Linked DNA regions of Homo sapiens: region 1 is linked to region 2. The links are chromatin loops, found by intact Hi-C in ENCODE. Cell type or tissue: PC-9. All regions are shown on one strand. Links, peaks and the distances in the headings refer to the core of each region. The heading gives the core; the rest is flanking DNA.

What was found. Peaks named below come from ENCODE experiments on the same cell type or tissue, not always from the same donor. Only the 100,000 strongest peaks of a DNase experiment are listed, where the experiment ranks them.
Region 1: a loop joins it to region 2, with 15 times the contacts of the local background. A loop is called at or near these places in 4 of 110 quality-filtered maps.

Annotation. Positions count from the first base shown.
Region 1 is chr3:131,788,161-131,803,906 of GRCh38, reverse strand. All of the region lies in intron 2 of CPNE4 (copine 4), which reads left to right. LOC105374113 (a long non-coding RNA gene) reads right to left here and starts at 1,097. Exons shown (of 7, transcript XR_007096089.1): 1 at 1,016-1,097; 2 at 405-510. RefSeq lists enhancers at 7,214-7,263, 6,857-7,393. In PC-9, for the core only: a CTCF peak has its summit at 8,932 (motif pointing left); DNase peaks (open chromatin) are centred at 8,356 and 8,926.
Region 2 is chr3:132,202,539-132,218,284 of GRCh38, reverse strand. No RefSeq gene overlaps it. Among named protein-coding and RNA genes, the nearest start is that of TRC-GCA6-1, 19 kb to the left of the region's middle. In PC-9, for the core only: CTCF peaks have their summits at 7,167 and 7,369 (motif pointing right); no DNase peak of the experiment used is centred there.

The DNA.
Region 1 (15,746 bases), core at 3,986-11,985, 420 kb after region 2:
ACTTTAATTTCTCATTTAGTAAGAGATTAGTCTTTACGGTTTTCCACTCTTCCTGACCACCATTTTGATCACTGCTTAATGTTCCAGCAATTAGAGGTACGTAATTTACTTAACCATTTCCCCGTTGTTAAATACTAATATTGTCACTAGTTCCTTATGTTTACAAATAGTGCTGCAATAAACATTTCTGAGCACAGCATGTTCTCCTCAGCTTGGGTATGAGCTTCACAAGGGCAGAGAGTTGTCTAAAGTATGGGTTTTCAGTGGCTAGAACAGTGCCTGGCACAAAGTAGGTGCCTAACAACATTTTAAAATATCTTTTGAACAGATAGAGTTGTCCTCATATTTTAAATTCTTTACTCAGGAGAGAGTCCCAGATGTCTATGCCTTCAGAGTATTCTTACCTGAATATCTCATTTGAGGAGAACAAATCACATACACAGTTTGTCTTCAATGTAGAAAAACTTGATAGAGACAGTTAGCAGCAAAACTTCCTTTTGCTTTTGTTCTCTAGAAAGAGATAACAAACTAAATGAGTAGGACTGACTGTATTAGAAAGCTGGACAGAGAAAGGGAAGAGAGTTAGCATTTCCTGTTTTCTGCTATATGCCAGGCACTGTGCTAAATATGATACTGGCAACATCTCATGTCATCCTCACAGATGTGGGTGCAATCATAACCATACTCAAATGAAAATTCATCCCTCTAGGACATTATGTAATTTGTCGAATTCCAAGGTTATCCACCTGGCTAATGGTAGAGCCAGGATTTGAATTCAAACATTTCTGGCTTCAAAGCATTTCTTCTTCGTCTTTTTATTTATTTTTGTAACCTTTCACTACCTCCCTGGAAACTGAATTGGATAGATAACTTAGAAAATCCTCCAACAAACTAACCTTAAAATTTTCTAATTCCAGTCCTGAGTCCATACAGGTTTTCCATCTGAGGCCAGAATGCTAAAACCCAAGGCATTAAAGTGCCAATTTAGGGAAGATTGTCTCTGTGGGTTGCTGACCTGCTCTGCAGTGACTTTCAGCTTTGCTTTATCATGACCTGGTCCCTCTTTGAAGATTGTCAGGAGAAAAGCAGCATCTTTCTCTATGTCCATAAAATATACTGTTTTCAATGATTCAGTTTTGAGCTCTCAGCCACATTAACAGGTTTTCAGGGGGAGATTCCAGGGTTTCCCTCCGTGAACATTTTGTGCTTTGAGGATGATGCTAAGGGTCTCAGCTTAGATGTCTGTATTTTGATGTCATTTACAGCCTTGCTGTGAGAAATTCAGTGCATTGTGACATAGGTCTTTCCATTAAACAGTGTCTGTCCGTGCTGTCCTGACCCCATCCCAGGCTAAGTGCAATGTATAGCCAGCATCTGCTGACTGCCTCCCCCTACTTCAATTTTATAACACAGAAAATGCAGCTGGGCAATTTGTCAACATTTTTCTTCTGTGCAAACCAGAAGAGTTTGTAATAGTCTACTGTTCTATACCCAGAGCAGAGGTCTGAGGCTTTTGAATGATAGTTCCCAGTTTTCTTGACCCTTTTCTGTATGAATTACCTTGTTAGAATAAACTGAACATTTCCCACAGACTTTAAGTTGCAGACTTCCCAGATGAGGAAATGCTCTACTAGTATAACCGCAGAACAGTGACATAAGAGACTGGACAAGGAGTAGATGTGGTTGACTTACTCACTTAGTCCATTCCCTGTTCTCTCCCATATTTCTACGGCCTCAAATCTCTGGTGCCCGTTGGAAAGGAAGTCTTGCACTCTACTTTGATCAGGTGACCAGAACCTGATTCTCACCAAAGTCCTTCTGGTCATGTTCTGCATTAACCTTTCTCTCTTACTTTAGATGCATAGCCTGATTTATGAAACCGACCCTGAATTTATCTTTCCCCTGAACTTCCCCCACCCTATTTCCTAGACCTGAAAGATCAGTCCATCTGATTAAAACCATTTTATTATTACTACTATTACCCTAGCAGTGTCCCTGTCTACATTCTTTTTTTTTTTTTTTGGCATTTGGCTTAGTTCTTTTCAAATCCTAGCGCGGCTTGGAGGCATTGCCACTAGGCAATGTACCTGGACTGAGTCCTGAAGTTGAGCATTTACTGAATACTTATCAGCACTCAGAAGCCTGAGAAAATACTACTTGAGTACACTACAGTTTATACTCTGGAATATTTTGCACTATAATGCCCAGTTTTGGAAAGCACTAACCCACAGTTGAGTCATGTCTTTGATAATAAGTAACGACCCATACCTCTCCAACCTGCCCGATTTCTCTTTTATTGACTGACATATTACTTTGGCAGAGACCTTTAGGACACCTGATTTTGATTCTACTATTGTTTCTATTTAAGGTCACAAGGCAACTTTTTTTTTACCCTAATCGTATAGATTCAACTCTTCAGCAGTGATATTATATATATATATATATATATATATACACACACACACACACACACACACACACACACACACACGTATATATGTACCTATATATATATGTACCATATATATATATATGGTACATATATATATATGGTACATATATATATATATGTATGGTTTCCAGTGACTAGACAGAATTTTATTGGGAAATGCAATAAAGTGCAAAAACAAAGCGGACCCTATTTCAATCTGGAAAGCAGCATAAGCTTTTTAGAAAATTCCAGGTACTGTCTGAGTACTGATTGATTGGCCTGCTGTGGGCATTACTAATAGAAGCAGTTTATTTCTCCAAGGCCCTTTGAAAAAATGATGGAGGCTACCCATGAGTATCATCTGAGAAAATATATATTTATGTACCACAATCCAGGGTTCTGGATACTTACTCTACTAGACATAAGTCCCTACTTGTATTTTAAGCTCTGTCCTTTTTCTCATCTCTACCTTTTTCTTTACAACCCATATGGGAGACATTTGAAAATTTTTCTAGATGAATTTTTGCTATGATGATCTGATGCATTTACCTCTAAAATAGTTCCCAATCCCATGCCCTTCTTTTCACCCACACTGAAGCCTTCTTAGTGTTTCTCTTAGAAAATTAAGAAGTTGCCTGTTAGGCATGTCTGCTTTTGGCCTGGCCTTCTTCCATTGCTACCAAAGTAGGTCCCAAGGAGTATATATCTAATCGTGTCACTTGCTTATTCCAAACCTTCACCATGGAATTAAGGCCACACCCTTAGGATGACATTCAAAGCCTCCAAAATTATAACCCCAATATTCCTTTTTTTGAATGATCTCCACCCTGGCTTCCCCAGCCTGCACATGGACAACATCAGGAGCAGTAGGAGGGCCTCATGCAGGGCTATTCTTCCCACAAAAGTTACTGCACTAAACAGAATTGAGAGAGTCCCTACTTTTCTCACCCGTTAAATATTTTGGCAAGTAATAGCTCAGATCCAATGGCTCAGATGGCCATTTATCCGTCCATCTAGTCATCAGTAAATATTTGGTGAGCAGTTACTCTAGTGTTATGCACTTGCAAGGAGCTAAGAATATATAGGTTTCTAAGCTGTCTTCAAGAAGCTTGTCATGTGATAATGGTAGGAGACCTGCAAACAGGTCTGTATTATTAGGTGTTAGGAGAACTGCAACACAATCTCAGTAGTTAAATAGGGGCACAAACTCTCTTGGCATGGTTAGGAAAGGTTTTCAGGCATCACATATTCTCACTTATAAGTGGGAGGTACACATTGGATAGGTACAGACACAAAGATGGCAACAATAAACACTGAGAATTACAAAACAGAGGAGGGGGACAAGTGTTTAAAAACTACCTATCTGGTATTATGTTCATTACTTGGGTGACAGGATCATTAGAAGCCCAAACCTCAGCATCACACAATATACCCATGTAACAAACCTGCATATGTACCCTCTGAATCTAAAATTAAAAAGAAAAAGAAAAGGTTTGTGGGAGAAAGAGATGTATGAAATACACACACACACACACACACACACACACACACACACAACACACACACACACACGCACCAACAAAAAACAATCCACCTGATGTTTAAGGATCTCGGAAACTAAAGACTGCTCTATTACACTTGTTCTTTGATGATAGAGACAGCAATAACTCTAACTGCTGGCATTGGCCACTTCGTTACTAACCCTAGGATAATCTGCACATGGAGGCCACTGAATTGTCATGCTGGGTATGTTTTACCAGTGAGTGATTGCAGTGGCTGAAGGGGATCCAGGCTTCTATTTAAAACAGTGATTGTATGTGGCCCCAAATTTAGTGATAGAGCCTCATTCAGGGTTGCTGAGGAATGTAGGAAAGGGAGGAGGTCGTGAAAGAATATTACTTCAGTTTATTTAATAGTTAAATTCAGAGACTGGGGGTAACAACAAAATTTTAAAAAACAAAATTAAAGACAAAACACAACACCAGAGTAGGTAGAAAATAATTATCTTTTCCAGCATAGTCCTAATTCTGTGAACCACTCTTGCCCATAGGGTAGGCTCAGTGAGATGAAATGAAATACACTCTTGCAGGCCCGTGAAGGAGGATTCTGAGCCTAACCCAATTCCTTGGGTGCCACGTCTTAAATGAGATTATAATAGTGGTAATATTTAGTATCACAGCTCTGTTCCTTGCCTTGGTCTTAATGATGCTGCCCAGAGCTTAACCTTTAATGAGTTTATTTTTACTTCAGGAAAATGTCCTTGCCCAGCTAATTGTGTCTTTCCTAACTCGATTATATCTGGTCTCTCATGGGATAGCTTAAAAAGTTAAAAACATATCCGTGGTATTGTTCATATTTTTTTTCTGTCGGAGCCAGTTTTCAAAACTCCACAAAGTGAGTAAATACAACTTAAGCTCTTTGGAAATTCCTTGTCAGGAGAGTTTGAAAAAAAAGTGTCTTTAATTGACTATGGGACATGCAAGTTCAATTTAATTTCAAAGTGTAATGAAGTTAAGCTTTGCATGCTTTTATCTTATTAATTTCTTTTGGGTTTGTGGTTTTTTTTAAAAAGTGAAGATGGAAAAATAAAAGCTTCCAAGTAATCACTTTTCTTGGTGAAATTTGAGTTATGGATGGCATTTGCAGTAATACCATATTAACAGAATATGATATACCACCTGATATACATTGAGGTGTCCTAATTCAGCTGATTATTTGATCAGGCTGAGAAGAGAAGAAGAAGTCATTCCTTGCTTGCTTCTAAACACTTGCCTAGTTGAGAAAAAGTTGGAAGGTTGAAACACTTCCTTTCTGGACTCTCAAATATCACAAAAAACTATCATATCAGACTCAAAGATCACTTCTTCCAGGAAGCTTTTTTTCTCATCACCACCTCATAAACTAGGCTGGATGATGTTCCTAGGTGTTAATTTTCATAACACTGTAGGTATACATTTAACATCAGACTTAGACCATTTTTTGTGTTTGTAATGATCTGATTTTATATGTCCCCTAACTCTCTTATGGTGTGATATACTTAAGGGTAGAAACAATATCCTATTTAGCTTCCCATTGTCTTGTACAGGTCATGAAACAGAGTAGGCCCCTGGTGGTGACTGAATGAGCATTGCCTGCATCTCCACACATACATCTTAATTGGCAGATACTTGTGAGTGAGGCCTCTGAAGAGTGTTCATTTCATAATTACGGCACAGGTTCAATGATAGAGCACCTGAGGTCCTATGTCCCATAATTGGCTATTTGTGGGTGTTATAGACTGAATGTGTTCCCCCTCCCAAATACATATGTTGAAGTCCTAACCCCCAAAGTGATGGTATTTGAAGATAAGGCCTCTGAGGAGGTTATAAATGTTAAAGGAGGTCATAAGGGTGGGACCCTAATCTGATAGGGCTGGTGCCCTTATAAGAAAGAAAGAGCCACCAGAGGTCTCTTTCTCAGTCATTTGAGGACATAGCAAGAGAGCAGTTGTCTGCAAACCAGGAAGAGAACCCTCACTGGGAACCAAATTGGCGGGTACCTATATCTTGTACTTGCCAGCCTCCAGAGTATGTGTAAATTTAAACCACCCAGTCTGTGGTATTTTATTATGGCAATTTGAGCTGAGTAATGCATGGGGTAATTTTATTCACTGAGTGCACTTGTAGACAGGCCTCTACACAGCTCATTCAGTGAGTTTTGATGTAAAAGGCATCGATGTGTTATATCTGAGCAGGATAGCTTATATATCTCAGAACATCTACCTTAGTGTTAGTGCACGATTACCAACCAGATTGCCATTGCTAGATGGAGGATAATACTTAACCCAGCCTTGTGTATCTATTGTATTTAAAGTGTCAGTAAAGTTTATAACTAGAGTTTCTCATTTCCGTGGTCCTAGTTCCTGCAGAATAGATGAAAACATGTAATGAGCTGTCCTGAGTGTTAGCCTTTTCTGGGATGTACATTTGGCAAGCTTGCAATACAATGTAAGTGCAGTTTCTGGTAGAATCTCTAGCGAACACTTTTGGCCACACTCTGGGAGTTCTCTGTGACAAAATGAACTGGTTAGTCTGGATTAGTCAGTGCTGTAAACCAGTCACCATGATGGTCCCTTCATGCTTCAAAAATCATGGAAAGAGCCCCAGTAAATTGGAGATTTCCTGTACTGCCTTTACCCAGAAGCCACCTCTTGCCAGAGTTCAGGGCCCCTTACTCAGAAAATATTAAATCTGAGAAAAGATTGAAGCTAGGTCATTGCAAATCATGAGGGGTGTAAAGTATTCTGCTTTGAGCCCATCCCTCCTTGACAAATAAAAAACGCCAAGAAAGATGTGCTTGATGGGGCCAGCATCTCAATCTAGAATTCAGACTTTCATAGCTGAAGAATATCAAAGCCACTGTGACCTATGGAGTTTATACAGCATGGGGTAAAGCTGAAGTGAAGACATGTCTAGAGGTTGCAGGTGACTGGCCCTATCAGGAGTAAATAGAAACCATTCTGCCCTTTCCAAAGAAAGAGAGAACAGTCTGCTGGTTGAAGGCAAAGCATTGTTACTTTTGCAAAGAAAGTTAAACTTGCCAACGTCATTAGATGAAAAGACTATGTGTGTATTATTCTAACCACAAAGCAATGGCAGTGAGAGGAAGGCTCCTGCCAGCTGCTTCAGTGAGCCACAGTGGCACTGATGCTCTTTGAGTGGGAGGTTTCTGTTCATTTGCAAATGCGATGACATTTTCAGCTTTTTGTACCAGGAACGGAAGCACCTTGGGAAGCTTGTGGTTGAATGCATTCTCCCTAGAGAGCAGCAAATTAGGTTAAATTCATTTACTGATGGAGGCTCCAGGGGAAGGGGGACCCTGGGGAGGAGGGGGCAGATGATGTGTGGCAGTGACTTATTCTAGTTTGAATTGACTTAGAAAAAATGTATTTATTTGCTTCCTTTCTCCAACCTTCATCATTTCCTCCAAAGACTGCAAGCATAGACTTATACAACATGTCCTCTTTGCAGAAAGCTGTGAGGTGGTTGTGTGCTCTTGACCTGAGGGAGCAGGCCCAGAATCAATGAATGTGTGTGTAATTAAACTCCAGGGGATGAGACACCCGACTTCATCCAAATTAGAGATTCAATTCAACAGCAAGTTTGATAAAAAGGGAGGTCGGTAGTGACCAAACTAACCCTGCTACGTCGTTAACGAGGCTGAAGATGATTCCAAAATGGCTTAATGTGGCAGAAGTCTTCTCACAAGATGGCTATGATTCAAATAACCTTGGACAGCTGTGATGGAAGAGCAAATAAATAGCTCCTTTTACAAAAAAAAAAAACTCTGTCATCTCCTCTAGCCAAAGATATTAGAGCCCAGAGGAACCTTATTTGGTGCTGAGTCCACCCTTTCAATTTCCAAAAGAGAAAAGAACTCTGATAAGTTAAATGACTCCCATGGAATTGGAGATGTCAACTGAAGAATGATGAGGTTCATAAATGTGGAAACAAGAGCTTTATTTCTCATAAAGCGTTGCAACCTGCATGGTGGCCATTCTGACAGACTGGGAAGCATAGCCTCTGGCCAGGAGCCAAAAACAGACTCTTCAAGGGAGGAGAAAAGGGAACAGGAGTGTGTGCTGAGGTGGCCACATTTACATATTTAGTGAGCTATAAGAGGAGTCATAAATATTTTTAAAAGGAGAAACACACACATTCACAACTGAGCTTCATGATTCTCCAGGGGACCCATGTTCAAAATACAGCCTTGTTAGCGTGACCCGAGGGTGGTGTTTTCAGCCCTCTGATGACAAATGTGAAGCACAGGACACAAAAGCCCCTAATGTACACCCTCCATAGACTGGCCAGAACCACTTCATAGTCTGTGGTCTCTTATCAGGAAGAAATGCTGGTCAGCTGTTTTGTTAAAACCACAAAAGGGAGGGGCAGTCATTACTGGTTAGTTGATATCAGTGGTAGAGTCTCTGTAAAGGGCTGGTTTCTGTTTGGTCCTTAGGGAAGAAAGCTTAATGGTGATTATCAAGGGAGGGGATATTACAAGGAATGTCTGACCTCACATACTGTCATGACTGAGAACTCAATTTTCAAGATTACTCTGAGGTCCCCTTGGCCAAGAGGGGTTCTGTTCAGTCAGTTGGTGGATTTGGGATCTCATTTTTATTTCTCAGAGGCTTTTATTAATATGTTTCTCTGTGCTTTGATGCTTATGCCTCTCACTCTGTAATTCTGAACCCAACCATTGCCCTATAGGCGGTGTCTACAAACCAGGGGTCATCCAACAGTAACAATAAGAATATTTCCAAGTGCTGACGGAAAGAGCTCTAGATTTTTTTTGTCAACTCACTAGCAGATATTTGACTCACTGGAAGATTTTCTGCTGGGATAGAATATTTCACCTCTCTCAATAGCGGAGTTTTCATCTGCAAAATAAAGCAATAAACAACTAACCAAAATAGTAGTACTGCCATGGCTAAGCCACGACAGATGGCAGTGTTGCAGAAATAGGAAAAATGTTCCCTCTGGTGGTTGAAGATGGGAAACACACCCTTTCCTCTGGGCTGACTTTGCCCTAAGGAAGGCGACTGCCTTGGTGAGGGACTGAGTTTCATTCCCCAAGCTTTCATCCAGGCACACTTTTATAGCACACAAGCTACACACTCATATGTGGGAACTCTGGTACTCAACTACCTAGTACTCAAGCCTCAACTACCCAGGGAGTTAAGGGAGAACATAAGGAAGAACATCTACCTGTAAAAGTACGTTGTAAGTTTTAGCACTCCTTATCAATGCAAGTCCTATTAAGATATTGAAAGTGGAGGAATACAGGAAGATCCTTTATAGCAAAATTGGGCTTGGATATCTAAGTTGAAATTCATTCTACCACTAAGGGCTTTATACCAAAGTCAACCACATCCCTAGAAATGCAGTGTCCAGCTGGGTGTGGTGGCTCACGCCAGTAATCCCAGCACTTTGGGAGGCCGAGGTGGGTGGATCACAAGGTCAAGAGATCGACACCATCCTGGCCAACATGGTGAAACCCCATCTCTACTAACAGTACAAAAATTAGCTGGGCATGGTGATGCGCGCCTGTAGTGCCAACTACTCAGGAGGCTGAGGCAGGAGAATCCCTTGAAGCCAGGAGGAGGAGGTTGCAGGTTGCAGTGAGCTGAGATGATGCCACTGCACTCCAGCCTGGCAACACAGCAAGACTCCATCTAAAAAAAAAAAAAAAAGTTGTTTCCAAAATTGAACTGGATTTTCAATGAGTATTTTCTTGAGAAAGTTCCCTGAAGGATGATCATAAAGGTCTGTATGTCAGGATACATCCCAAGGAGAAGTGTCATTCCTCAGAGGCAGTCAGAGATGACTCCTGTTTGCATGGCATGTTAAGACCTTGATAATCCTGCATACATATGCATACATTCTTACAGTCACTGTCCCAGTGAATTATAATTATTTGAATAAATATGCATGTAAACATGAGTTAAAAAGCTAACTTGATAATTCTGTTGCTTCTTAGGATGGCTACATACCACAGGCAAGAAAATGGGAGAGCAACCACTGACAAGCTCATAGAAACAGGGCATGTGATATGTGAGTGACTGGAGAATGCAAGGAGTAACTCCTGACATGAGGACTCTAATCTCATGTATACAGACATGAAGGTTTACAAGTCTGTTGCCCTCTTCTCTGACTCTCTTCTCTTTAAAGAGGTGATATTTGAGCGGAGACCTGGGTGATGAGAAGGAGCCAGCCAATGTGCCAATCTGAGTATTAAATATTCCAGAAAGAGGAAATAGCCAGTGAAAAAGTCCATAGGCAGGTACAAATTCTGTGTGTTTTAAAAAAGAAATAGATTTGTATATTTGGATCTTAGTGAGTGAGAGAGATAGTGACTATGTATCAGAAATGCAGATGCTCCACCTACAGAAATTCCAAATCAACTAGTCTAGGGTGGTGCCCAGGCATCGGTGTTTGGGATTTTTGGTTGTTGTTGCTGCTGCTGTTGTTGATCTTGTTGTTATTTTAGGTTCTCCCAGTAATTCTAATCACAGACTAAAGATAACTGATATAGAGCTTTATAGGGTATGGGAAAAAGTTTGGCTTCTAAGAACTATAGAAAACCACAAAGAATTTTAAGCAGGGGAGTGATGTGATACAATCCATGATTAAAATTTCCCTCTTGATCCTGTGTAGAAGATGGATTGAAAGAGGAAAGGGTGGCAAGAATGAGGAAAACTGTGAGTAGGCAGTGGCAAATATCCATGAAGTCACTCTTGGTCTAGTGGAGAAAAAAATGGAAGGCTATGAGAAATGTTATTAAGGTGTTGTCCTTCACAGCTTTACCTAAAATGTTTATTTGCTGATGGATTGGATTAGATTTTGGGGTATGGGAAAAGACGAATGACCAACAGAATTTTGATTTAAGCAACTCAGTGCATTGTGGGGCCACTTATAGAAACAAAAGACACTGTGGTGTCACATGGGTGCACATGGGAGAAGGGAGTGGAAAAAACAATTCTGGTTTTGGCATGTTTTGTTGGAGATACACACACACACACACACACACACACACACACACTGGAAATACCTACACTGTAAATATATATGTGTGTATGTATGTATGTATATACACACACGCACTCATTATACACACACACTCCACATATATATACAATATATACATATATACACACACATATACATATATAGTGTGTGTATATATATACATATATACACACGTGTATATATATACATATATACACGTGTGTGTATATGTATATATACACGTGTGTATATATGTATATATACACGTGTGTATATATACATATATACACGTGTGTATATATATATACATATATACACACACACATATACATATATATATGTATGAGATTTCCAGTGTAGGTATCTGGTCGGCAGGTACACATTGGGATATTCACATTGGGAACTTAGGAGAGAGATCAGGTATATGTATAAACATTTGAGTTTATATGGTATATAGATGGTATTTCATGCCATAGGTTGAGATTTCTTCAAGAGCAAATGTGGACATAGTTTTCGGGTATGGTAATGTTTAGGGCATCCAAGGCAAGTAAGCACTTTTTGGGTGAATTAAAATTGAGTATAAATACTCTGTGCAGAACACTCTTACACTGGTATTAAAATATCTTTCCTGAAAATGAAAAGGAATCTGAAGTGGAAGAAAATGGAACTAAAGAATTTATTATATATAATTTTGCTGATTGATTTTTCTCTTATAAAAGAAATTGGATGGAAACATATATGAGAGGGGGGCAAGAATAAACTTTTCAATGGCAACACCCCTATATCATTTCATGTTATAGTAGCCAAATCTACCAAAGAGAATCATTGCAACCATTCCTGCCTCATGTCTCTTCCCAGGCTGGTCCTCTCTGCCAGGAAATACATAGGCATTTTCTGGTCCTAGTTTCCTTAAATTCTGATGCAAGCAGAAAATTGCCAGTTCTGTTACTGAGTAATTATAGCCCTATATCTGAAATAACTTAATGAGGTCTTCTAGCAGCCTTAATGCCAGACTTAATAATGAAATGAGTCCTCCACCAACATGGCCCCAAGGCACCAAGTGGCCGTGGGGTTGGGGCTTCCCAGAGAATCATGAGAAATTTCTCCATCCTGCAAGTGTATCAATAATTTACCTGCCTTCCCAATCTTATATGATCTGTTAATTGATTCACCTAAGTAACAGACTTCAAATCGGGAAACACCACCCCTGGGGCAAAGTGATGATTTTCTGAAGAGTACGCAGTCAGGGCTTAATTTGCAGATCTTCCAGTTCCATCTGTACTGTTTCCTAAAATTGAACTGCCTAAGAACTCATACTTCTTACGCTTTTTCAAATAAAGTAAGCTTGTCAGCACTGGGACACTGTCTATAATGACAGTAAACCCTGTGGTTTACTGAAACCTTCCAAGTGCTAAACAAGGGGCCATTTGAAATATTAGTTTAGGTGTTGAGAAAATGGATAACTATCCTGATTCAGTAATCAAATCTTTCTGAAAGTCAGGTTTTCCAGTTCTTTTCTTTCCACAAAATTGAAGGTAGACCTCATTGACTTGTCAGTTGTTGGATGACTAAAAATAATTTTTGCTGATGAATCACTGTGGTTTTGATATACAACTTGGAAAAAGTGCAAAAAAAAGAGTGACAAGGCTATTACAAAACTTCCATTCATGTCAATTTATTTATAAGAAAAAATTTCTCAGTTGTAAGCATTTATTAAAATGAAAAATAGGAATGTACTTGAGGCTGAATCTCATTTATCCTAGTGGTTGGTCATATTTATTCATGGATACATTAAGTAATTGTGGGAGGAGTAGCCATTCATCTCATTAAAGCTGCATGCTGAATTATAATTTTAAATCCAGTAATCATCAAAATGTAGACTATAATTTATTGTTTTGATCAATGTTGTACTTAAAATTGTAATGAAAACTCAATCCAAACAAAAATCTTTAACACTTTGAGTTATGGAAATTTTTTTTGGTAAAGATTACTAAAGACTGCACAATAAAACATGTTAAAGCATAAAATTGTATTGTATTAGGCTAAAATTCTATGAGGAAAATAAAATGGAAATACTGTTTGAAGGGGCAAAAGGAAGGTTACAAAATTTGTTAAAGAAGGCAAATTTGTATGTTTTTGTATTTGTGTATACAAATCAGTGGGGTTTTTTTCTCAAATAAATGATAGGATTTAATCACTATGGCATCAAATTATCACTCTTCAAATGACAGCTGAGGAGCACCTAACTGAGCTGGCAAGAGAAGTCAAGAAAGAGTTTCAGATGAGGTGATGCCACAGCTGAGTCTCAGAAGACAAGCAGGAATTCACAGGGTGAAGAAAAGAAGGGCAGGATTTCTAGACTGAGGGTGCATCTGGCTTTCCCAAATAGCCCTCATGAGGCTTGGCCTGTATAGAGAAATTTAAATTTCTCAGTTAGACTCCTAAGAAAGGTGCCTGTTAGAGCCAGGCAAGGAGTGACTGGCAAACAAAATGAGCAATTTTGGGGTAGGGGGTATCCAGACAGGTCCCAATTGGCCTGCAGAACAAAGAAGCACCCCTGGGGAAGGTGAGCTTTGGCTAAGCAGCTTAGTTAATTTTTAGATGTCCCTGTGTTCCTAAAACTCTGTGACAGAAAGACTTGGGTATTTACTGCTTTGTGAGCACAGGAGTTAGCATAGTCTTTCATTAAAGGTCAAACCAACCCAGGGAGAAGTATATAAGTCCCATATCTGGCTGGCAGGAAAAGGAGACAGGACCTTGAATTTTCAAAAGTGTGCATATATGAATCCAAGTTGGCATTATACTGCCAGGCTGCCTGAAATGGATAGGTAGAATGGGTAGGTGGTATTAGGGAGAAGAAACACGATTCTCCTTGATTTCCTCTCCTATTTCTTGTCATCCAATGTCCACTAAATGATCTGACAAGGGGAGGTGGTTAGAAGGAGAATGGAATTAGAGGAAGAAAACAGACATAGATTGAGTGCCTACTTACATGCTTTAAACTTCAGCACCATATAATCCTTGAACTCCTGGGCTAGATGTAGGGCTCCTTCTTTGTGCTTCTAAGGTTGCTTGTGCAGAATTCTAACTTGATTTTCTCTATTCTGCAGGGATTTTTTTTCCTTGTGTATATGCCCCCTCAAAATCAAGACTTTCTTAAAAACAGAGGTTATATATTCTAACATTCTGGACCCCTAACACAGGACTTAGCCTAGTAGGCACTCAAATGCTTAATTAACTGAATTTTATTTCTTCAGTGGTGTTTTACATTAAATGCCTCATTGAATAATCATAGCAAACAGTGACATAGTGTGCAGCATGTACTGGTATTGCTTTACATGCTCACTAACCTGCATAATCCTCCTAAAACCCTGTAAAGTGGCAACTATTATGATCTCCCATTAAATAGAGGGACATCAAGTGACACAAAGGTTAAATAACTTGGCCATGGTTTCACAACTAGTGGTAGCAGAGCTAAAATTTGAACCAAGGCAGTCTAGCTCCCAAGTCTGTGCTTTGACTTGTTGCTATATCACATTGTTCCTGCCACACTACTATTAGGTGGATATTTATAACCTCATTTTGTAAAAGAAGAATGTGAGTCTCTGAGAGTACAAGGGCGTCAGTCACCCAAGACACACAGCTAGTAATTGACAGGTCTGGGATTTAGATTCAAACATGTGCAGTTCCATATTTACTATACTCTAGAGCAATGTGTACGTCTCCAGAACAGGAACCATTATCTTAAGTATTTTGACTGAGGAAAGTGAAAGGATGTAGGATGAGTAGCCTAAGATGGGTGGCTGGTAAACACCCAGGACCAGGTGGAAGTTTCCTTTATTATTAGCCTCTTATGTAAAAGTCTTTCTCTCTCTCTCTCTCTCTCTCTCTGTGTGTGTGTGTGTGTGTGTGTGTGTGTGTCTGGTTGAGTTCTCTGAATATCATTAATATGTGCACAGTGTGAAAATTTTAAGAATAAAGAAAAGAATGTGGAAAAACCATAATTGTCATCATTCTACCATCCCGACATAATCATTGCTAATAATTTCTGTTAGTATTATATATATATGTGTGTATGTATAAATATAAGTAAATTTAAATTCACAGTTTATATTTGACTTTTTTCCACTTAACGTTATAGCCTCAGAATTTTCTAATTTCATTAAAAATCCTTCAACTGTGTGATTTTTAATCGCTGCACAGTAATTGGATAAATCATTATTTAATCCTAATTCCCTTATTATTGGATATTTATCACTGTTTATATCTTAGATAATTTCTTTAGGGAAAACATTTAAAAGTAGACTGGTTGGATGAAAGACTTTATGCATATAGACAAAGTGTCCTCAAGAAAAGTTGTATAAATTTACTCTGCCACCAAATCTATAAGTAAATTCCATCTCCCCAACCTTTGTCAACATTGAGTATTACCTTTTTAAAATCTATCACTTAGGTACCTAAAAAACTTTCCCCTCGGTTTTAAAATTGTAACTCATTGATTATTAAAGAGGCTAAACTTTTTCTGTTATGCTCTTCATCATTTGTATTTTTTCTTTTTGAAATTGTACATTCAATATCATTTGCCATTTTTTTCCATTCGGGTATTTTTATTAATTAATCAGCATGCATAACTTCTTTATTTATTAAGAATATGACTTGATCTGGTAAAAATATTTTTTCAATTGTTTATTTGTCTTTTGTTTTTTTAAATTCCAATTGCTCATTTGTCTTTAAATTTGAGCAGATTTTTCTTGTATATGGAGGTT
Region 2 (15,746 bases), core at 3,070-11,069:
GACACAGATCATGGATGGATTAAAAAAATTGTATTTTCTATACAATCATTGGATTCACACATTGGTGTAACTAGTCATTATAGAGCAGAATTGCAGAGAGGAAACTGAGTCCTCAGTCAGGGCTCCCAGCAGTACATTGCAGCCTGGGTTTGAAGAATGCTCATGGTATACTTTGGATGTGTTATTTCTTGATATCACCAGTCTTTCCTTTAGCCTTCTTACGCTGGCTTATTTCTGAGTATTTTTCTGAGGACTGGGAACTGATATCACAGGTACTCACTCTTCTGAAGGGAGTCCAAAGAGTATTTTTCTCCTCATATATAGGAGGTAGGTTGATCTACCTAAGAAAAGGCTAGAAGGAAGCTTAGAACTCTGGTGCTCTAAGAAATTCCAGTTGGTTGTGCCACTTCTCAAAACTCAAAAGTTTGATTACAAAGCAAGTGCACTAGAGGAGTTTGAGGAGTCACTTGAGTTTACCCTGTTTCAGGCCATATGCTTTGGGATGGTTCATACTTGGATCAGGGCGCTAAGCCAATCAGACAACTGCATTTCTCTTTCTTCAGTAATTGATTAGGAAACAGAGTGACAATTCAAGCGCAGCCAATGCTTCTCAAAGAGGCTTTACCTGATTTTTTTGGGAAAGGGATCTTTTCTTTTGTCTGTTTACTTCCTGCAGGCCTTGAACTTGAAAGCATGCAAAGCTGGAGCTTTTGTAATCAACTGAAAACCATAAAGGCAGTCTGTTCTGTAGGTAGAGCTGCCAGTGCAGAGGATGTTACAGATGAGAGACAGAGAGAAAAATACCCAAGACCTGGTGACATGGTTTCAGCCCCTAGAGCAAGTCACTCCTGGACTTTTCAATTGTGAGACCCAGTAAATTCCTTGTTTTTCATGGTTTCCGTGACTTGCAAACAAAAGATCCCCAGCTGATGCATCCTGACACCAAGCTGCTCCAGTAATTACAGAGGTCCAATAAGGCCCGAGTCCTATGCTTAGCACCAAAGCTCAGTTTTCCTACACTCTAAACCTTAATATCAGAATTCCATTTAGTCCCTTCACCCTGCTGAGCATGTTCCTCTCTTTGTAAATCTCTGATAATAAGTTATGCCACCCACCACCTACAGAGGTTGAGGACTAATTAAGAACACTTGTGAAATCTTTTGTTTTCATAAAATGTTAGCAAAAGGGCTCTGTACATTAATATCTCTTACTCTTGATTCTCCTGACTTCTTTTTAATGTCCCTTTTACAAAATAAAAATTGTTTTTTAAAAAATGACTATCTAGATTCCCTTCTCAAGGTGTAAACAGCTAAACTAAAAATATTTCTCTCTCTGACAAGAGGTGAGAAGATTTAGGGCTGGACTGGGTCTCTCTTTTCTGTTCATTTACTTTTCTTCCTCAATCTTTCTAAATTCTTGACTTTTGGGTTTCTGGTACTGGAAAGATATGCAGTTATTCAGAAAATGCCAACATCAGTGAGCTGTCAACTTTACTTATTTGTGTTAAATCTAGGTTTGTTACCAACTGGTATCATTTTGAGAAAATATTCCATTGATTTGTGTGAGTTAAGTAGATTTAGTATGGAGGAAATTAACAAGATACAGACACCAGGAAAGAAAAGGAAAGTGAAAATATATTGGGAAGGAAGAGGAGAGAGAGAGAGAAGCTAGGAAGCAACATGAATTGAGTCAGAAAATATACTTGGATTAACCTGTGACCATGATGTCAAATTTTGGTTGGATAATAGAATATAGGTAGGGGTGCCAGATTTAGCAAACAAAAATACAGAACACCCAATTAAATTTAAATTTTGGAAAATGAATACTTTAAAAATATAAGTATATCCCACTTAAATATTACATGGCAATGCTAAATGTGAGATTATGGGGATTTTTCTTTTCTAGAGACAATGGGTTATCTTGTTAGCATCCTGGAACCTATAGGTGATACAAACTGCAGTTATTAATAATATGGTAAGACCATAGGATAGTTGCATTATAAGTTCTTGGAACATATAGCCTCTTCCTTGTTTCAACAAATGCCCTTAGCAGGACGAAGTATTCATATGTTCTTTCTTACCTCTCATTTAAGCACTATGACTATACTGTATGTAGTCATTTTATATATGTATATATTTTATATATGTATATGTATTTCATATATACATTTTATATATTGTACAGAAAATGTATATATAATACATATATAATATATACATAATATATAATATATACAATGTATATATTATACATATACATAATATATACAATGTATATATTATACATATATGTAATACATACATAATATATAATATATACAAAGTGTATATTATATATGTATTATATATACATTTTCTGTACAATATATAAAATGTATATATGTATTATGTATTATAATATATGTATTATATGTTATACATAATATATACTACATATAATATATACAATGTATATATTATATCTGTATTATATAATATATACAATGTATATATTATATCTGTATTATATAATATGTACAATGTATATATTATATCTGTATTATATAGTATATACAAGGTATATATTATATCTGTATTATATAATATATACAAGGTATATATTATATCTGTATTATATAATATATACAAGGTATATATTATATCTGTATTATATAATATATACAAGGTATATATTATATCTGTATTATATAATATATACAAGGTATATATTATATCTGTATTATATAATATATACAAGGTATATATTATATCTGTATTATATAATATATACCAGGTATATATTATATCTGTATTATATAATATATACCTGGTATATATTATATCTGTATTATATAATATATACCAGGTATATATTATATCTGTATTATATAATATATACAAGGAATATATTATATCTGTATTATATAATATATACCAGGTATATATTATATCTGTATTATATAATATATACCAGCTATATATTATATCTGTATTATATAATATATACCAGGTATATATTATATCTGTATTATATATACATTTTCTGTACAATAGATATTATGTAAATATGCCTGAGGAGGTCACTTTTCCTTCGTGTTGTTTTATTAGTGGCAAATATGTTATATATAAAATAATTATATATAATTAGTTAAAATATATAAATATATGACATATTTTTATATATTTTATGTATATATATATTTATTATAGAAAGTGAGACAGGGTCTCACTTTATTGCCAAGGCTGGAGTTCAGTGGTGTGATCTTGGTTCACTGAAGCCTCCACCTCCCTGGTTCAAGTGATTCTTCCGCCTCAGCCTCCAGAGTAGCTGGGACTACAGGTGCACACCACCATGCCCAGCTGATTTTTGTATTTATAGTAGAGATGGGGTTTCACCATGTTGGCCAGGGTGTTCTCAAACTCCTGACCTCAAGTGATCTGCCCACCTTGGCCTCCCAAAGTGCTGGAATTATAGGCGTGAGCCACTACGCCTGGCCACAAAACTTTTTATTATGAAAAAATTTCAAATGCACGCAAATATGGAAAGAATTGTAATAAATGTTTATTACCCTGCTTGAACATTTGCCAACATTTTGTTTATCTTATCTGATATATTCTCTCTACTACCTTTATTTTGCAGGAGTATTTTAATGAAAATCCCAAATTTTGTGTCACTCTTAGATACTATGTTTCCTTAAATTTTATATTTCCTTTTCTGTTCTAAAGTATATTGTCTTAGTCTCTTTGGGATGTTATAATAAAATACCTTACAAACTTATAAACAATGGAAAATTATTGCTCAGAGTTCTGAAGGCTGGGAAGTTTAAGATCAAGGCGCCAGCAGATTTGGTGATGGCCCTTTCTTCTAGATGGTGTCTTCTATCTGAGTCCTCACAGGTGGAAGGGGCAAACAAGTTCCCCCACGCCTCTTTCATAATGGCATTAATCCTACTGATTAGGGCTCTACCCTAAAGACCCAGTCACCTCCCAAAGGCCCTACCTCTTAATACCACCACTCAGGGGATTAGATTTTAATATATGAAATTGGGGGAACACAAACATTCAACCATAACATCTATCTCTTCTGTTGCCAAGCTTTCACTTTTCACCTCTATTTCCCTTCATAAACTAATAAATATAAAAGTATTCTCTCCCCTCACAAGATAATATCTCTTGCCTTTTTCCTCTCGGAGTGTTCCTGCGGTTTGTGATCTCTCTTAGCTCTGGTAGCCTGTTCAGGCCTTAAGGTATCTGTTCGGTATTATGTGGTCAAGTAGCTGGGACCACAGGATCACAACACCACGTCTGGCTAATTTTTTTTTTTTTTTTTTTTTTTTTTTGTAGAGATGGGGTTTCGCTATGTTGGCCAGGCTGGTCTCAAACTCCTGGCCTCAAGCAATCTTCCAGCCTTGGCCTCCCAAAGTGCTGGGATTACAGGTGTGAGCCACCACGTCTGGCTTGGAGGGCTTATTAAAACACCGATTCTTAGCCTCACCCCCAGAGTTTCTGGTTAGTAGGTCTTGGCAGGGCTGGAGAATTTGTATTTCCACACCTTCCTTGGTGATGTGTTGTTGGTAGTTCAGGGAGTACATGTGAGAGGAACCGTTTAGATAGTAAAAACTGCAAACCTGAAGAAGAATAGAAGAATCCTTATTCTGTGCTCTCTTAGATTTAGTTTCCTCATCTATGATCAATAACTATTCATTTCTTCCTCATTTCCAATAACGATTTGCTGCTTTTAAGAGCAAGAGATCACTTTTCCTTCATGTTGTTTTGCTAGTGGCAAATCAGAAATGGTTTCGCCAGTATTCACTGATCTTGTAATCACTCTCGGAATCCAGCTGCATCTCTAGTGTAGAGTTTTGGGTCAACAAGAATAATGCTGAGCTTAAAGAATTGGACTCAGTCTCTTGAAGTCAGGGGTTGATGAGAAGGTGGCTCTAATCTATTCATTCAACAACTTCCTATTGAGCACCTGCTATGTGCCAGGTGCTGTTCTAGCCACTAAGATAGAGCAGGTAATAACATAGGGCCATTGTCCTTATGGAATTTGTATTTTAGTGGGGTGAATAAAAAAGGGCAGTCTAGGTGGGGCCCAGAAATAGAAAAATAGAAAAAATATAGTGACGAGTCAAAGTTAAATAATAACCTGTATTTTTCTCTCATAATTCTGGAGTCCAAAAACCTCATGTCATTTCCACTAGGCTAAAGGCAAGGTGTTGGCAAGACCACACTCTCTCTGGAGACTCTGGGGGAGAATTCTTTTTGTCTTTTCCAGCTTCTAGAGCTTAATTTCTTAGCTCGTGGCCCCTTCCTCCATCTTTAAAGCCCGCAGCATAGTATTTTCAAATCTCTCTTTCTGCTTTCATCACATTGCCTTCTCTTTCTCCTATTGTGCCAATAAGAGAAGATAGTTCGGGGCTGTGAAGACTGTAGACACAAGGTGGAAGATGATCCAGGAAGGAGGATGGGAATAATATTGGAAAACAGTGATCATAATCTGCTACTGGTGTCACATGAAGTTGTGTGGTCATATAGCAAAAAGGATAAACATTTATGAGAAGTTTTTCACTTGCTAGGAGTTTTACAGCCATTCCTTCTTTAAATTTCACAATAACCCTTTGAAGGATATACTGTTTTACACATTAAAAAAACCTAAGGCTCAAGGTACAACTTGCCCCAGATTGGATGGTCAATAAGTGGTAACATCAGGATTACAAGGTAAGCAGCCTGCCTTTACAGCAGAAACCTAAAGAAAGCTTTGCTACTCTAAATATGTTCTGTGGACTAGCAGCCCTAGGGTCACCCAGGAACTTGTTGAAATTGCAGTCTCAACCTCCACCCTAGACTTGCCGAATCAGAATTTGTATTTTAACAAGAGCCCTATTGATCCAAATACACCTTAAAGTTTGAGAAATATTGCTAACCAAGCACTATATTTGAAATGCAGTGAAACTACATTTTCAGCTGCTGTGAAGCTGGCTGAAATATCTTCTTTTTTGGTCTTTACTCCAACAATATTAGGAGGCCTAGTCTGATAAGTCATTTGGCTAAGCAAATAACAATTAAGAAAACCATGAACCTCCCCAATTTCATGTCTCTGGGTCTAACAAAGGACACCACAGTGTATTCTAAACAGCAGTTACTTGTCTGCTGAGAGCTAAAATATTTGCTGACTCAGTTATTTCTCTCATCTCTGTGTGTGGCAAGTTCTAGTGTGATAAATTATGGAGGAGAGAGTTATTACAACACTCTCTCTTACATCAGATGATAGTGTTAGGCATATTTTGGGCACTGCAATCATTGCACAGCAGGTAGAGAATCTTTCATAATTATTGTGCTTATAAAATATGCTTATTTATAGAAGCTTGTTTTTACCCCAGGTCCTTGTTAGGCTGTTACTCCATTGCTAAACCTCAGAGTGTGTAGTTTTGGCTGAATCAAGAAATAGAATAATAGAACAGAAGATGGCTGGTAGACTAATGTTTATTATGGACCACTTGCATTAGAATTACCTGGTGCTGGTTAAAAATGTAGATCTTGGTCGGGTGCGGTGGCTCACGCCTGTAATCCCAGCACTTTGGGAGGCTGAGGTGGGTGGATCACGAGGTCAGGAGTTCAAGACCAGCCTGGCCAACGTGGTGAACCCTCATCTCTAATAAAAATGCAAAAATTAGCCAAGCATGATGATGCGTTTCTGGAATCCCAGCTACTCAGTGAGGCTGAGGCAGGAGAATCGCTTGAACCTGGGAAACAGAGGTTGCAGTGCACTCAGATTGTGTCATTGCACTCCAGCCTGGGCCACATAGTGTGACTCTTTCCCCCATCCCCACATAAAAAAACATGTAGAACTCTGGGTCCCACCTGGAAAATTAGTTTCTAGGGGTAACACCTAGGAATTTTAACTTATAACATGCTTATCAGACAACTCTCATATAAACTAATCTTTGAGAATTATCATTGTATACCATCAGACCTAACCTTTGTTATTATATGGATTAGGAATCAGAAAAAGAGAGTAGTATAATGACTTTCAGTGCCTCACTTAGAGTTACATTTCCCATTTCCTTTTATTATATACATGGATATGTATATATCAGTCTGGTATAGATAGCTGGCTTTTTAGGAGAAACTTTTAGATCTACTAGTATCTAATAAAGGCAGGGCTAGCTGCTTGTGAGTCGCTGAATGTGGGATAGGCAAGTGGGTGCTAAAGAAACAGTAGTTAAACTTAAAACATCTCCTCTCATGTGATAATAAGCAACCATTTGTCACCTGAAATAACAAATCCACAGGATTTAACTAGAGTTAAGACAGCTGGCTGAGTTCCTTGAGCGATATGACATCGTGCCACAAATTGCCAGGAGGGGACAGCAGAGAGCTGCCAAATGGCCGTAGATGCCAGGTGAACCAAGGTTATCAGTAAGGAGGACGTTAGAATAGCAGCCAGGTGAACCAAGGTTATCAATAAGGAGGAGGTTAGAATAGCAGCCAGGTGAACCAAGGTTATCAATAAGGAGGAGGTTAGAACAGCAGCCAAGAGCTGGCTACCCTAGGTGTGTCTGCTGGGGACACACCTAATTTGGGCAGGCTGAAACTTAGCCTTAAATGAGGAGAGCTGAGCCTGAAGCAGAGGCAGTTACCTACCCCCATGAGAAAAGGCAATGTCTGGGCCAGTGAGTGGAAGAGAGAAGCTGAAGTCAGGAATGCAAGCTGGCAAGTTAGGAGCGGGGGTAAGCGGTGAGTGTGTCGGAATGGGATAGCTAATGGGCTGCCAGGGAGTACCAGCTTCTTCAGAGGTAGTTATCCTGATTCGCAGTATTCTGAGGGGTAATTGTCCTGGTAAGATCAGGAAACAGTCGGGCTTCTGACAAAGAACCACAAATTAAAACCATAACCATATTATTTAAAAACCTGGAACCCAATCCCTTATTTGAAAAACCCTTTGGTAGTGAGATTTTCAAATTATTTTCAGAAAATGCCTTAGTATTAAAAACAAACAAGACAGTATATGATTAAATACTGCAATTATAGTGTAATCAATACTTGCTCAAAAAGTTTCAGTAAAAGGGGAGACCAATGAAGCTTTGAGTGGCCAAGGAGGACTTCTTTAAGGAAGTGGAATGTGATGATCCTTAATGGATGAGTATGACTTAGGCATGGAGGATATTCAGTGAGGCAAGGGAGAAAAGCTCAGTCTGTTTGCAGGCTTGTGAGGAGGTCACTCATCTGTTTCCAGAGTGCCTTGAGTATGCTGTGGGCTGGGGCATAAAGACATTAGTTTGACCTTTGATAAACTTGGTTTTGTTTGGATGGTTTCCAACAAGTTCTGAAGCAACAGAGTCCAGCTTCTTTAAACAACAGCAGTGTATCATTTACTTGAGGAAGTAAGTATTGATGCCACTTGCATCTGACATAGGTAGCTTCCAATTAGATAGTTTGCTAGGGAAGATATAGTGCCTGATTCCTTCCAGCTGGGGCACCATAATCTTGCCTCTGAATAGATAGAATGTAGTCAGTTCCTGTCTGGATATATAAAAGATGATAAAAGGTTTTTCTGAGAATGCTGTAATGAGAACCAAGTACAGTTAACTATGCAGTTATACAATGAAGGACACAAGTGATACATCTTCTACCCACTAATGGGCTGGTGATTATCACTGTAATTGTGGTCTAGAAATTAGTTATGACTCAGTGGGTAGACTTTCTTTGTATATCCCATCTCTCTAAATAATAGATCATGTTTGGCCTTTGCTTATGCATTTGTCTAGAATATGTCCTTTTCAATTTTTTTAAATTAAGAAATTTATTTTATTTTTATTATACTTTTAAGTTCTGGGATACATGTGCAGAACATGCAGGTTTGTTACATAGGTATACATGTGCCATGGTGGTTTGCTGCATCCATCAACCTGTCATCTACATCAGGTATTTCTCCTAGTGCTATCCCTTACCTACCCCACAACCCCGTGACAGGCCCTGGTGTGTGATGTTCCCCTCCCTGTATCCATGTGTTCTCATTGTTCAACTCCCACTTTTCAATTTTTTATAAAAGTTGTCATGCCCTTCCAATATAACTCTTTAAAGCAGCAGTCCCCAACCTTTAAGGCACCAGGGACCAGTTTTGTAGAATACAGTTTTTCCATGGAAGGTAGGGGTGGGGATGGTTTCGGAGGCAGTAGATTCTCATAAGGAGTGTACAACCTAGATCCCTCGCATGTGCAGTTCAAAACAGGGTTTGTGCTCCTGTCAGAATCTAGGGCTGCTGCTGATCTGACAGGAGCTCAGGCATGGATGCTCCCTCACTCACCACTCACCTCCTGCTGTGCTGCCTGGCTCGTAACAGGCCATGAAATGTTACTGTACCTTTAAAACAGGGTGCCCCTGTTTTAAAGCACTACCTCGTATTCAGGTTGGTGACACAGCAGCTCTTGTTTCTCCAGTGTAGAATGTTTCTCAACGTTATTATTATTACTGTTATTTTTGGTCTGAGCAATTTGAAAGACTAACCTCTTTTCCATTTGTAGCAGTGGCTCTCTGTGGTAGTGATTCTTACAGAAATGGAGATAGGGTTGGGGTGAAGTAGGAAAGGACATATTACCCATCCCCAAGGGGCACATCACAGAGATTCTGAAAAATCCTCTTCTCTTCTTGAGGTGCTTTTAGCTAAGGAGCATTGCTATAACTTCAGGATTCAGGATACTGTGTTGTATGTATGTATATAGTCATAGATGTCTTGCAGTAATTTGTGTGTCTCTTTCTGCTGTTGGTTTGGGAAGGATGTTTTAAAGGCTTTTGGTGAATCCCTTTGGTGGGTTCAATCACTTCCCATTTGAGATCTAACATGAAGGCACATTCCTTATTGGGCAGTAACAAGGATGCCAGGATGGTTCTTGGACAACACCTCTATATTTCTTCCTGACAACTTGTTTAGAGGAAGCTCAGAGATGGTTATTTAATCATTTAATGCCCAATACTGGGATATGCATTCTTTCAAGAAGGTATTTCCTTCTAAGACATTCCTCAATGTCTCAGGACATCCATAGAAAATTATTTGAAGAAGATTTTAAAAAAAAGGGTAAGGTCAGTTTTTTGAAGCTACATGAAACAAGAAGGATAACTTAGATGAAAAGAAATGAACCACTTGATGGCCTCCAAATGGCAGAGAGTTATTAAAAGTAATTAACAAATCAAATCACAGGTGAACACAGCTTTAGTGAGTCCCGGCCAATAGTTTAAACAGTCCTTATAGGTTTATGCTTATTTTCTTTTGAATAGATTATCCACTCTCTTCTTTTCCTCACCCATTGTGCCTCTGCAAAGTGGTGGTGGGTGCATTAGAGGGTGTGGCTTATGTGACCTTGGCTGGTTGTTGTTGGTGGTGGGGTGACATTCTTGAACTGCGGATTGTTTTCTGGAATCACTGTGATCTCTCTGGCAGAAGGGCTGAGCTGGGTTGCTCCTCAGCTTGGAGAACTCCAAGGACAACAAGTTCTATCAGAGGGGTGTTCCACTGATGTCTGCCGTTGATGTTTTCTGCTTCTCTGCTCCCATGATCTGGCCGCTCTTATTGCACGAGGTTTCCCTGTTAACTTAGCCCCCACCTTGGTTCTTGCTATGCTATGGGTAACCATGAAGTCTGGCTGGGACTCCTCCATTGTGATCACTTCTGCGAAACTTTCCAGACTGATTTTCAAGAGCTTTGGGAAGCTTCTAGTCCCGCTCATGGGACCAGAAGGCAGCTTTGGAGAGTTAACTGAGGCCTTTTCTCTGCCTAATTGTTTCTCATCAAATTTGATTTGAGGCCAAGTGCTCACCCTGGTGCAAGGGCAGATTGAGGAGTATTTTTCTTGTTTGCAACCACAAGCTGAACAGAAGTCTTTTCCTTTTTGGAAATTCCCTTAACTCCCTTTTACTATAACTCTAATCTCTGGGACTCTAAGCCACAGAGGTGAGACTGAGATAGATCTTGCCTTCCTCTACCTCCTTTGTTAATTATACCATCCCTCAGGTTGAAAGTGAACAACTTTGGGCTTTCTATCTTCTCTACATTTTATATTCTTTCTGCCTAGGGCAGCAAGCCTCATGGTGAGCTAAATATACAAGGAGTAGCTTCCCTAAGGTGTATCCTGGCTCAACATGTGGTCCATGGGTCAACAGCAGTGGTAGCACCTGGAAGCTTATTAGAAATGCAGAATCTCAGGCTCCACCTGGCCTGAGATGGATCAGAATTTGCGTTTTTAAACAAAATCCCCAGGTGACCTATATGTATATTAAATGTTTAGAAGCACAGGTGTAGAAGAAACTGCATGATCTAGCTTACTTAGGCTTAGGCCTCAGTAAGTTAATGAGGGTTAAAAAGACTTAGGAAATCTTTTTTCTCTTGAAAAAGCTTGCTTTTATAAACCATTAAGTTGCTACAAAATCCTATTTTGGAATTTTGAAGCTGAATATTAACTGTTTTTCTTCTTGCATAATTGCGATAATAATCATTAGCCTTCTCAAGGGAAATAGATGTTTCTGGCAGACTACAGGAAGTTCAGTATGTGGAAATGCAAAAGAGAAAATTATTTTATATTAAAATATTCTTATTTTGAAAAAAGAGAAGAAAATAATGAGAGATGAATAAAATGGTTAAGTTGGTCACAATATAATTTGTTATACTTAAGTTTTTCTTTGATAACTTATGTATATAAGCTATAAAAGAGTTATATAAAAGTTATATAAGGTTATGCTGATACTGTGCAGTTTGTTAGCAGAAAGCAAATTGATTTGTGTCATTATATTCATGCATCTTAAAGTGTATTTCACCAAAATGCTCTAAAAAGGGAGATTTCATAATCAAATTAGTTTGGAAAATGCTGTAAATTATATATTCCTCTTGAAGACTTGCAGTAAACATTATCATTATAAAGATGCTCCAAAGTCCTGCGAAGAATCCTTCTAACCTTATTTAACAGTTTCCAAAACTCATTTGACCATGGAATCCTGTTTCATGTAATATCCATTAGCATACCACATAACTTGTGTTTTCTGAAACATGTTTTAGAATATTCTAAAAACTCTTATATTAACTATAAAATGATTGCTAAGTCTAACTTATGGTGTCCTGAAATTCCACCTGGTAACTCATAACTAGTCCAGACTGACCCAAGATTCTTTTCACTCCTCAGTAAAGTCGAGGGGCTATAGGATCTACCGAACTCTCTTGAGGCAATGCAACCACCCTTGCCTCCCCAGTCCTGGACCCAGCTGCTGTGCCTTAGATGTATTTGTATCTGGTTCTTGTTTTTTGCCAATTTCATCAACCTATTCAGCTGACATCACTGATTGCTTGCCTTTTCATTTGGTTTCACCCCAGATGCTACCTCTTAGATCTCTTTGAAATTGAGAACCAAACAGGTGATAAATAAGCCAACATCTTCCACCCATAACCCAGCTCAGGCTCCCAGGCTGGATTCCTGAAATTCCTGCTGTTTGGGAGGAAAGTTGGACAATTACTGAAGTAAATATATCTTAATGAGTCAGTAATGATCACCTGACAGCTGTAAGGGACAAAGACATGGCTTTGCAAACCCAAAATGAGGATATGTCATTTGCAAAGAATTTCTATGTCACTCCCTGGCATAGTCTTGGAAAAATTTTCAAATTCAGTGTGAGGCCAGTCTTGCAATTTCAGGTTCTTTCCATTAGTATTCTATAGATGAAGAACATAAATGTTTAGAAAGTATGGTGTCTGAGAGATTTTTTCCCCCTTTTTCTCTTACACTGTAAAGAATCTTGTGTTTGAAAATTGAGCCTCATTCCACAGGAATGCGTACAGCCAGTTGTGTATAGACGAACATTAAATATATTCCACGGAACTAGTTTTGGTAAATATTAGTCAGAAGAAAGTCCTGTGGTCCAAAAAAGTTGGGAACTGCTGGAGATGTTAGTTGGAATATTGGTGGGGTTAAGATGGGATAAAAGAAATGCCAGAAAGCCAATGAGTTGTCAGAGAGTGGTTGAATCACATACCCAAGCTCATGCCATGGGCTTGTGGTACGTGGGATATGTTCGCTTGTCCCTGGACTTGGGTTTGGCTATATGTCTTGCCTTGGTCAATGGGATGTTAGCAGATCTGACATGAACAGAGGCTTGACATACGCTTGTGCAGGAATTTCCTCTGTGTAGTTGCTGCCACTTTAGGCTGGCTGGGCCCCAGAAGCTGACCTGAATCCAACTGATAGCTCAAAGTCAAGCCCAGCCAACTTTCAGCCTGAAGCAGAGGTGCCCAGCAGAGCCCAGCCTAGATCAGCCAAATTATAGTAACCAGCAGATTTGTAAGTGTTAGAACAAATGTTTGCTGTAGGCCATGAAGTTTTATACTGGGTTAAACAAAGTTAAACAAACTTCTCTATTATATTATTTCTTAAAGACTTTAATGTGCTAAGTACATGGCAAATCATTAAGATGATCATAGAGGGAAAGGCGTTTCCCGCTGGACCCTTATTTTTCAGAACAACACATCCTACCAACGCAGGTAGAGATATAACTAGAGTTAGCCCCTATGGGAAGAGTAAATGACCCTCTCTTCCCCCACCATCCTCCCAATGCAGCAGACGCACAGAGGTTCATTCTGAGAAGGATTGCTAACATAATGGCTTTCAAGGCAGAGAGCTATTGGGTCACAGGTTAGGAAGAATAGTTTGGGGTGTGAAGAGGGGAAAGGTGAAAATTTTGAGATTACTCCACATTTTATCTTCATGCACAAAGCTGTTAATATAGCTATATCAAATTATATCTATATCAAATTATATTCATTCTTTAAGACATGGCTTCAATGAACAGTATTAAGTGGAAGACGCACATAATCTCTCTGAGGCAAAGAATGTACCTAGATGTGAGGCATGTAAGAATGGGACTATGAGGTGTGACAATAAAGTAATCTATGAATTACCATGCCTGCTAGTCACTGGGATGTGTTTTCTAAGTTTATCAAGTGCATCACTTTCCTTTATGAGGGCTGTAATGGAGCTGTCGCCTCACTGAAAGGAGTCTTCTGCCTTTGGAAGGCCTAGGGTGGGCAACCTTGTCCTGCTCTGCCAGAGGTCTCAAGGGGAAATGTTAAATTTTCCTCCTGGGCACACGTGTTCTTGGGTTTCTCTTTCCTTCTTACTCTTCTCATTGGTGTGATAAAACCCAGATGCTAACTAAGATAAGGAGACCATAAAAGCCACTTGCTTCTAGCCTTTGGGACATAGGTTGGAAGAACTTTTTCTGTTTTTCCAGGGCCAGAATAGTAAATATTTTAGGCTTTGTAGGTCATAAAATCTCTATTACAACTCCTTATCTCTGTTGTTGTAGCATGAAGCCAGCCATGGATAATACTTAAATGAATGAGTGTTGGTTCCACTAAAACTTTATTTATAAAAATAGACAGAGGACAGGATTTGGCCCATGGACCATAGTTTGCTTCTTTGGATGATAAGTTCTTGCAGCTAGCATACTTCTGCTTTAAGCCCACCAAAGTGCATTGTAAAGAAAATGCATTTTTCTGAGATTTCCCCTATGCATATCTTCCTCATGAACCTGTGGCACAAAGTGTTGGATTTGCAGATCCTGGGTTTATGTCATTTTTTCTCTATCTTTTTCTTTTTCAGATAGGACAAAAATTAACTTGTGATGTTCTTGTGAGATGAGCATGTCCCATAATAGTTTCCCCTATTTTGCAAATGCTCTGTATTTACTTTTAAATTTTCTACAAAAGAGAGGATGTTGGAAAGCAATAGCAAAATAAATTGCAGTGAATTAAATATTACAACTTGGTTAACTGCAAAAAAAGGCAGTTAAATTAGTAAGATAACCATGACTGAGACATAAGACACTGGTGTATTGCTTGTGCTTTAGAAGGATAGTCAGCATATTTGGCTTTGTGATAGGGCCTACTGGCTTAGTAGAACTATGAATTCAACTCTACACTAATGAAACCCATATCATCTGTACAATAGCATTCCTGCATTTCTGTGCATTTGAAATTTTAATGACACTACCTCAAAATACGGCCTAGATTTCTTCCTTTTTGTGAATCTTCTAAGTTTTGTGCCATCACTACTTCTTATAGTATAACTGCAGATAGTGTGTTAAAGCAAGCTGAAATAGAGTTGCACAAGAAGTCTTGCCTGCTGTTGACGATCCACTTAATTGCCAGCTTTGCTAGATCACTCATCATGTAACCCCAAAACTTTTCTAAAGAAACAACCAGAATCAAGGGGAAAGATCTGACTGATGCCAGCATATGGCTGCACTTTTCTGCCTTTCCAATGGCCTCATTTTCAGATGTGCAAAGGCAAAGAGGTCCTAGGAACCTCCGGCTTAGTTCCACAGTGAGCAGTTTCTCCAGCGACTACGGGAATATGAAGAATGCAAGCAGAGAATTCTGGTACTAATTAAAAAAATCTCTATCTTAAATTTTACCCTATTGACTCTTAACTATGAAATATAATTAGATAATTTTCTGTCTGATTTTCTCCCCAGAGGTTATGTGTCCTTAAATCTCCTCATTTCAATGTCTAATGAGTAGGATCAGGTTCATGCTTATTAGCTGGTTTTCTTGAGGTCTATGAAGCCATTTCCAGGGTGAAAAACCACAGGAAATAGTCTCAATTAGGAGAATGTGAGTAACTTTCTTCTAAAAGAGTCCAAAGTAGTAGCAGGGGTACATTTTCTTTGGATTAGTTCTTGATTTCAGTATGTAAAACAGGCAGGTTTTCTGATAAAAACAACAAA